Linked DNA regions of Homo sapiens: region 1 is linked to region 2. Evidence: read pairs that join two places in POLR2A ChIA-PET (ENCODE). Cell type or tissue: Caco-2. All regions are shown on one strand. Region 1 has its middle 170 kb from the start of TRK-TTT1-1. Region 2 has its middle 110 kb from the start of TRK-TTT1-1.

Region 1 (4,000 bases), 67 kb before region 2:
TATCACTAAATGTTTTACAATTTTACTCCTTTCAAGGAACCACCTTTAGTTTTTCAACACATTCTGTTTTATTAAATCTAGTTTATATACTATTTTACTTTCACTCCCTTTTGTTTGTTTTGGGTGGGTTTTTTTTCTATTTTTACACAATTTAGAAATGGGAAAGTAGTCATTGCCCTTCATAACTTTTCCGAATTTTCACTAATAAATTTGTATTGCTTTAGTTATATCTCACAAGTTTTTATATGTAGTGTATTTCATTACCATGCATTTTTAGATGTGCAATTTCCATTAGATTCCTTTGTTGAGCCATAGTTATTTAGAACAATATTTCTCTAATTTCCAAACTGATGGGAGATTTTCTAGTTTTATTTTTGTTTAATGATTTCTGTTTAATTGAGGTCTGATCAGAGAAAATGCTCTGTATAATTTCAGTTCTTAGAAGTTGTTTAAAACTTGCTTTATGGATCATCATATGGTGAATTTTTGTAAGTGTTCTGTGTGTACTTGGGGAAGAAATCTGTTGTGTAGTTGCTGAGTATAATGTTCCACACAGGTTATTAGGTCAAGTTTGTTAATCATGTTATTTAAATCTTCTTTATTCTCATTGACTTTTTTCTGTCCATCCAATAATTAGCAAGACAAGTGTAGATTAAATCTTTATTACAATAAAGTAACATTCTTTGTCAATACTTTTTGTTTTAAAATCTATACTTTTGCTAATATAGCTACACCACTTTTCTTCTGGTTGATATGTTCACGTTCTTTCTTTTTCTATCTTCTTAGTATCAATATTTTGTATCTTTATTTTGTAGATATGTCTTTTATAAACATCATTATGAATTGATTTTGTTTTTATTCAGTCTGCCATTTATTTTTTAATTGGAGAATTGGGGCTGTTGGTTCATTTACTTTTGTGTTTAATGCAATCAGTGTTAAATTTGCCATTGTATTTTGTATTCTCTAATTATTTTTCATCATTCTATTTTTTGTATTCATATGGAAATAATACACTTTATTTTCATTCTTTTATTTATTTTTCCTAGAAATTGCAGGAGGTATACTTATCAAAATCTAAAGCTAATCAATACCTTTACAGTTTCTCCAGACACTTTCTCCAGCTAATCAATACCTTTAACACGTTAACTTCATTTACTCCCTTTCAAACATACATAATTTTGTCATACATGTGTCTAAATTCTTTCCAAGAATTGTCACTAATTTCGTGTCAATGTTCATTTGAATGAGTCCACATATTTAGCTCTTTCTTTTATCTTCTTCTTGTATCTGAGAACTTCCTCTTGGGATTCCTTCTGCCTTCTCAAAAAATTTTATTTTCTTTAGTGAGAATATTCCAGTGGCAAATCTTCAGTTTTTATTTGTTTAAAAGAAGTCTTTATTTCCTCTATTACTGTTTGTAATAAGGACTCTAACTTCATTTTTTGGTGTTTAACTGCTGACTGCTTTTAAGCCTCATCTTATTTTTCTTTCCCTATGATCCACAACTGGGCAAGCTTATAAAAAAGCCAAAGTGTTCTCTCCTTGGTACGAGTGGTAGCACATAAGCTCCTGCCCACATGTGGGAGCCCTCACTTTGGGTCCACCTCCTTACCACTATAAAAGCCCCATGCCAATCTCCTTTCCTTGCCCTCTAAGCTCTTCCCAGAAAAGACTCAATTACATAAGTAATACATCTTTTCACATCTTCTTGGTGTGTGTATGACATCATCATTCTCAACATCCAAACCAGATTTTTGGTGAGGGTCTATCCTGTCCCTGTGTAGAGGGTTTAAAACACTCTTAAAAGATGTTTTCTCTGGATATGGAATTCTAATTTTTTAAGTATTTTATTTTACCATAATGAAGATTAATTCTACTGTCTTTTGACTTCCATTGTGGCTATCAAGATGTCAGATGTCCAGTCAATTTGTCTCTTTTTTTTTTTTTTTTGAGACAGAGTCTTGCTCTGTCACCCAGGCTGGAGTGCAGTGGCGTGATCTGCGCTCACTGCTCGCTCTGCCTTCCGGGTTCATGCCATTCTCCTGAGTCAGCCTCCCGAGTAGCTGGGACTACAGGAGCCTGCCACCACGCCCGGCTTTTTTTTTTTTTTTTTTTTTTTTTTTTGTATTTTTAGTAGAGATGGGGTTTCACCATGTTAGCCAGGATGGTCTCGATCCCCTGACCTCGTGATCTGCCCACCTCGGCCTCCCAAAGTAGTGGATTACAGGCGTGAGCCACCGTGCCCGGCCTTGTCTTTTTATTATATTATTACTGTTCTTAAGATTGTATATATTGTCTTTAGTATTCTGTAGTTTCATTGTGATGTTTCCAAGTGTGTGTTGCTTTCTTCCTTTTTTATTTAATACTGCTTTGGATCTTAACAGCTTCTCAAACTGAACCTGTGGACAGTTGTTTCTTATTACTTTCTAGAAAACACTCATTTTCTCTTTAAATAATTCTTGCCAATTCTCTCTATCCTCTTTTTAGAACTCCCATAAAATAGATTAGGCCTTCTTACTATATCATCCCCTGAGTCTTAACTTCTTCATTTCCCTGCTTTTTTTTTTTCTCCTCGTATTCTGGATAATTTCATCTGACTAATACTCCCATTTGCCTGCTTTCTCTTTGGCTGTTTCTAATCTGCTGTTATATGGATTTATTGTGTTTTTTATTTCAATTTCTATATTTTTTGTTTCTAGAAGTTCTCTTTTGTACTTTATCAAATCTGTTAGAACATATTTTTATAGTGTCCTGCATATATTTTAAAGCTTAATTTTTATTCTTATTTTGTTTATTACACCTTGATAATCGTAAGTGTCTTATAAACTGTGCCTTATAATTTATGTGTATAGGTCTGTTTTGGTCATTTGTCTTTTTCTATTTTTCTTCCTGACATAGTTGTTCTTTTGCATTTTTCCCTAACATACTTGCATTTCTTTTTATTCTGAGCTATTTAATGTCCTTGAAAATCACTATCTGTGGGTTTTGAGACCTAGGATAAAGGTACTCCCTCCATACAGGAGTTAAATCTGCTTAGCCAGGCACCTAAGAGAAGTACCTTCAAGACCACCCTAAATTGAATTTGTCACCTTAATTTTTGTTGTTATTGTTGTTTCGTTTTTGATTACTTAGCTAATGTGATTACTTAGCTTTAAAAAATGTCGAAGGGCAAAATTATCCATCCAAAGGGTGGAAGTGATTTTGGAGGAAAATAGCTGATTGGTAAAAATAAATTAGAATATTTCTAATCAAGGAATTATTATTCTGCAAATCTAAGTGAGGATAGCTTTTTGATGTCATTTTTTTCTCTCTGCTCTATTCAGTGCTCAGACAACTTTAAGTCAGTCCCCTGAGAGTGAAGGAGGGCTGGGGGTAGCACTTACTCTTATTCTGAGGGTGTTAAGTCTTTGAGATCCCATTTAATTTAGAGAAGTTTGCTTTTTTGTTTTTGTTTTTTTTTTTTGGAAAATGCGCTTAGGGCAAAAAAAGCTTTAGTACTCTGCTTCCATCTTTGGGCTTCTTCTGCTTTCTCTGATATTTTGAGCTAATTTTTTTGCTATGTTTTCAGATCTTTGATAATCTTAAATAGCTACTTAAAGGTTCTTATTTGAACCATGATTCAGGTTATGAATAACAAGTCCTGCTATTCCACTTTGGGAGAAAATTCAGAGTTATGGACAGAAGGTATATGATCAGAGCCTGCCATTTTAAGTTCTTGACTCCAACTTTTTGGGAACCATGGTCTTCACAAGACATGGTTACCATTATTTTTCTCATTTTAAAAATGAGTAAACTGACGCACAGATAAATAAGTTGTTTATCCTTATACAACTATTTTTCTTCAAGTGCTAGAGCCGTGACTCACATCCAGATCTATCTGAACCACACCAGTGCTTCGATCAAATGCAGATTTCCTCTTGCCAGGGTCAGAATTACTCTAGCTACCCTTTTGATTCTACCTCCCTCCTTTGGCCTTTGGACTCTTATGAATTATTGCTAT
Region 2 (4,000 bases):
TGTGTTTACATTCATATTTTTTAAAAGTATTCAGCATTCTTTGGAAGACATCAGTATTTACATAGTGGAAAAAATAATAGCAAAAACAGCCCAATTAACAAAGAAAATTAAGGAATAGAATTCTATTAAAAATGCTAAACAGACTATAATAGAATATATATTAGATATGAATTTCACTAACCTCAGACAATTTTTAAGTCATCTAATACTAACTATTTCATGTGGTAAAACAATATGTCCATTAGGTCAATTTTAGTTTTGTGTTTTTCAGATCCTCCATATATTTGTTGATCTTCTGTCTGCCTCATCTGCCAATAACATAAATGAGTTAAAACCTTCATCAAAGACAGTTGATTTGCTTGTTTCTCCTGGTAATCCTATCAATTTTTATTTTATATATATGAGGCTGTGTCATGAAGTACATTTTATTTTTTTCAAAAATCTTTCTGAGGAACTGATACTTATAGTACATTTTTAAATTAAAGTCTATTTTATCCAATAATAATAGTATAGCTGTAGTAGGTTGTTTTTTCCTCCCAGAGTGTTTCATTTATGGTTTTTTTTTTTTACCTCCAACTTTTCTGTATGTTTTTTTGTTTGTTTGTTTGTTTGTTTGTTTGTTTGTTTGTTTTGAGATAGAGTCTTGCTGTGTCACCCAGGCTGGAGTGCAGTGGTGCGATCTCAGCTTTCTGTAACCTCTGCCTCCTGGTTTCAAGTGATTTTCATGCCTGAGCCTCCTGAGTAGCTGGGATTACAGGCATGTGCCACCACACCCAGCTGATTTTTTTATTTTTAACAGAGACGGGGTTTCACCATGTTGGCCAGGCTCATCTTGAACTCCTGACCTCAGGTGATCCTCCTGTCTTAGCCTCCCAAAGTGCTGGGATTATAGGTTTGAGCCACCATGCCTGGCTTTTGTGTATGTTTTAATATGTCTATTAAAAACAATATATAGTTGTAGTCCCTGTCTATTTTCTTAGTTTAGAATTTTCTTATTTTGTGTTATTATCTTATTTTGTATTTTATATTTGTGTTTCCATATACATTTTATTTCCTCCTTACCTTCTTTTGGATTAGTTGGTTATCCCACGTTTATTTTTTTCTACTACTACTTTGGAAGTTAAATGCCTTTTTTTCTTTCTTTTTGTTAATTACGTATAAGTTAATCAAATTCCAAAATTAATCAGTACATTTTCCTACTCCTGAAACATCCAAGACCTTGAAACATTTTAACTGCACTTACTACCTACCAACTGCTCCTGCCATGATTTGTTTCTACTCATTTAATCCCACAAGTCATTACATATCAAGTCAATGTTTCTTTAGTTTCACACACATAGTTTTCACTCCCTGTGCCTTTCCTTCCTTATCACATCTTTTTGTTGTTTGTTTTTGCTGTTTTTTGTTTTGTTTTTGTTTTAAGTTCTGGGATACATGTGCTGGATGTGCAGGTTTGTTACATAGGTAAACATGTGTCATGGTGGTTTGCTGCACCTATCAACCCATCACCAAGGTATTAAGCCCCACATGCATTAGCTATTTGTCTTTTATGCTCTCCCTGCCCCCACCTCCCGACAAGCCCCAGTGTGTGTTTTGTTTGTTTTTTGAGATGGTGTCTCGCTCTGTTGGCAGGCCAGAGGGCAGTGGCACCATCTCAGCTCACTGCAACCTCCGCCTCCAGGGTTCAAGTGATTATCCTGCCTCAGCCTCCCCAGTAGCTGGGATTATAGGCACCCGCCACCACACCCAGATAATTTTTGTATTTTTAGTTGAGATGGGGTTTCACCATGTTGGCCAGGATAGTCTCGATCTCTTGACCTCGTGATCCGCCCACCTCGGCCTCCCAAAGTGCTGTGATTACAAGTGTGAGCCACCGCACCTGACCTGTTTGTTTTACCAAGAGTGTAAAAGTGATCCTGTCTCTCCACAATCTCACCAGCAGCTGTTGTTTCTTGACTTTTTAATAATTGCCATTCTGACTGGTGTGAGAAGGTATTTCATTTTTTGATTTGCATTTCTTTAATGATTAGTGATGTTGAGCTTTTTTCATGTTTGTTGGCCACATGTATGTCGTCTTTTGAGAAGTGTCTATTCATGTCCTTTGCCAACTTTTTAATGGGTTTCTTTTCTAGTAAATTTGCTTAAGTTCATTGTAGATTCTGGATATTAGCCCTTTGTCAGATGGATAGATTGCAAAAATTTTCTCCCATTCTGTAGGTTGTCTGTTCTCTCTCATGGTTGTTTGTTTGCTGTACAGAAGCTCTCTAGTTTAATTAGATCCCATTTGTCAATTTTTGCTTTTGTTGCAATTGCTTTTGGCGATTTCATCATAAAATCTTTGCCCATGCCTATGACCTGACCTTATCCCGTCTTCATCTTTGACTTTACAAAAATTTTCATAATGTCCAAAGTATATCCTTTAGACTTTCCTTTAGTAATGCCCTGATGTTGGCAAGCTGTTTTGGGTTTTCACCTTTGTTCTTAAAATATTTTTTCCCCACTATCTGTTGAAGTGTACACTTCTAGTTACTTTCTCTTAACATATTGCTGATTTTATTCTGTGGGCTTCTCACTTCCATTGTTGATGATCAGCAGTCAGCTGTCTATCTGTTTCTCCTCTAAAGATACATTATATACTTTTAAGGTCTTTTCTTTGTCTTTGCTGTTCTGAAATTTCATTATGAGAGGTTTAGATATGGATTTACTGTTATTTGTTCTACTTAGGATTTACTAGGCTCTATTAATCTGACTTCCATTACTTGTCTATTATTTTAAACATATCCTCTGCCTCATTCTCTTTCTTTCTCATCGTTTGGGACTCCAATTAGATGTATGTTAGAACTTCTTCCTCTAAATCTTACTTAACCACTTTTTCACATTTTCTGTATTTTTGTCTTTCTGTACTATGCTCTGCATGAGTTATTCAGATAGATCTTCCAATTCACTAATTCTGTCTTCACCTATTTCCAATCTGCTCTTTAGCCTGTTTTTTGAGATTTTAGAATTCAATGTCTAAGCATATTTTTAAAAATTTGTAAATGTACTATTTATTTTTTATTTGCCCTTTCATGTTTCATAGTGAGTAATTTTTTCCTATTCTTTTTATTATTTCTTATATAGTGTTAATCATTTTGTATACGTTCATATTACAGTCTCTATCAGAATCTGATCAGAATCTGTCCAATTTTACTAGAAGTTCTAGAGGGTCTTAATACTCTGTTTATTGGGTTTTGCCGATTCTCTTTCAAGATAGTTTTTTATGTTATATTTTGTCAATTGTGAGTTTATTTACAGTGGGACATTTGTTACATGAATTGAATTAAGCATGATAGAATTGAACATGTCTATCCAGAAAGATTTTGTGGTGCATTAATTTCTGGGATTTGCCTTGCCTATACAAGTAGAACTTATTTTCTACCCAAATCCCAGGTAGTGATAAATTTCATTGTTATCTCCCTGAGGAGAATGGCAAAATTTCTTTGATGATCCCAAATTATGTGGGCGTTATTTTAACTCCACAGCACACAGGACACACAATCTTATTTTCTATCTCTACCTAGTCATTAAAACTGGTATCTCTGGGGTCCTAAATTTGAAATGCATGCCCTATTCTTACTACACTATCCACAGTGTCAGCTCATGCAGTTAACTCTCTGGTTTTCAACCTGTTTTTTCCTTCTTAGTACCACAGGTTTCTTCTTTTTTAAGATTAGTTGTGGATTTTAAAAACTTTTATTTAGATTTTCTAGGTTTGTTTCAAATGGGAGCATATTCATCTGGAATAGATATTATAGGCTCATTTCTTGGGGAAGAGGGATGTACAGGAATGGGAGCAGATGAGAAGGAAAGGAACCTGATTGGCCCAGATATTGTCAGTGCAGGTTGAGTTTTCTGCAAGTATTTTCCAAGGCCATGTCAGCGTCTCCATAGCTGGGAAAGCTGTGGTTTGTAGACACTTCCCACAACCCTGCAGTTTTAATTTTCTTACATCCTAAGACTA

The links. ChIA-PET counts read pairs that join two places held together with the same protein. Peaks named below come from ENCODE experiments on the same cell type or tissue, not always from the same donor. Only the 100,000 strongest peaks of a DNase experiment are listed, where the experiment ranks them.
Region 1: POLR2A ChIA-PET joins it to region 2 with 8 read pairs; 2 of 35 experiments call an interaction of 5 or more read pairs at or near these places.

The regions. Positions count from the first base shown.
Region 1 is chr16:73,649,805-73,653,804 of GRCh38, reverse strand. It overlaps a transcript of ZFHX3 not described here. Among named protein-coding and RNA genes, the nearest start is that of TRK-TTT1-1, 170 kb to the right of the region's middle. In Caco-2, no CTCF peak of the experiment used is centred here; a DNase peak (open chromatin) is centred at 2,024.
Region 2 is chr16:73,583,021-73,587,020 of GRCh38, reverse strand. It overlaps a transcript of ZFHX3 not described here. Among named protein-coding and RNA genes, the nearest start is that of TRK-TTT1-1, 110 kb to the right of the region's middle. In Caco-2, no CTCF peak of the experiment used is centred here; no DNase peak of the experiment used is centred here.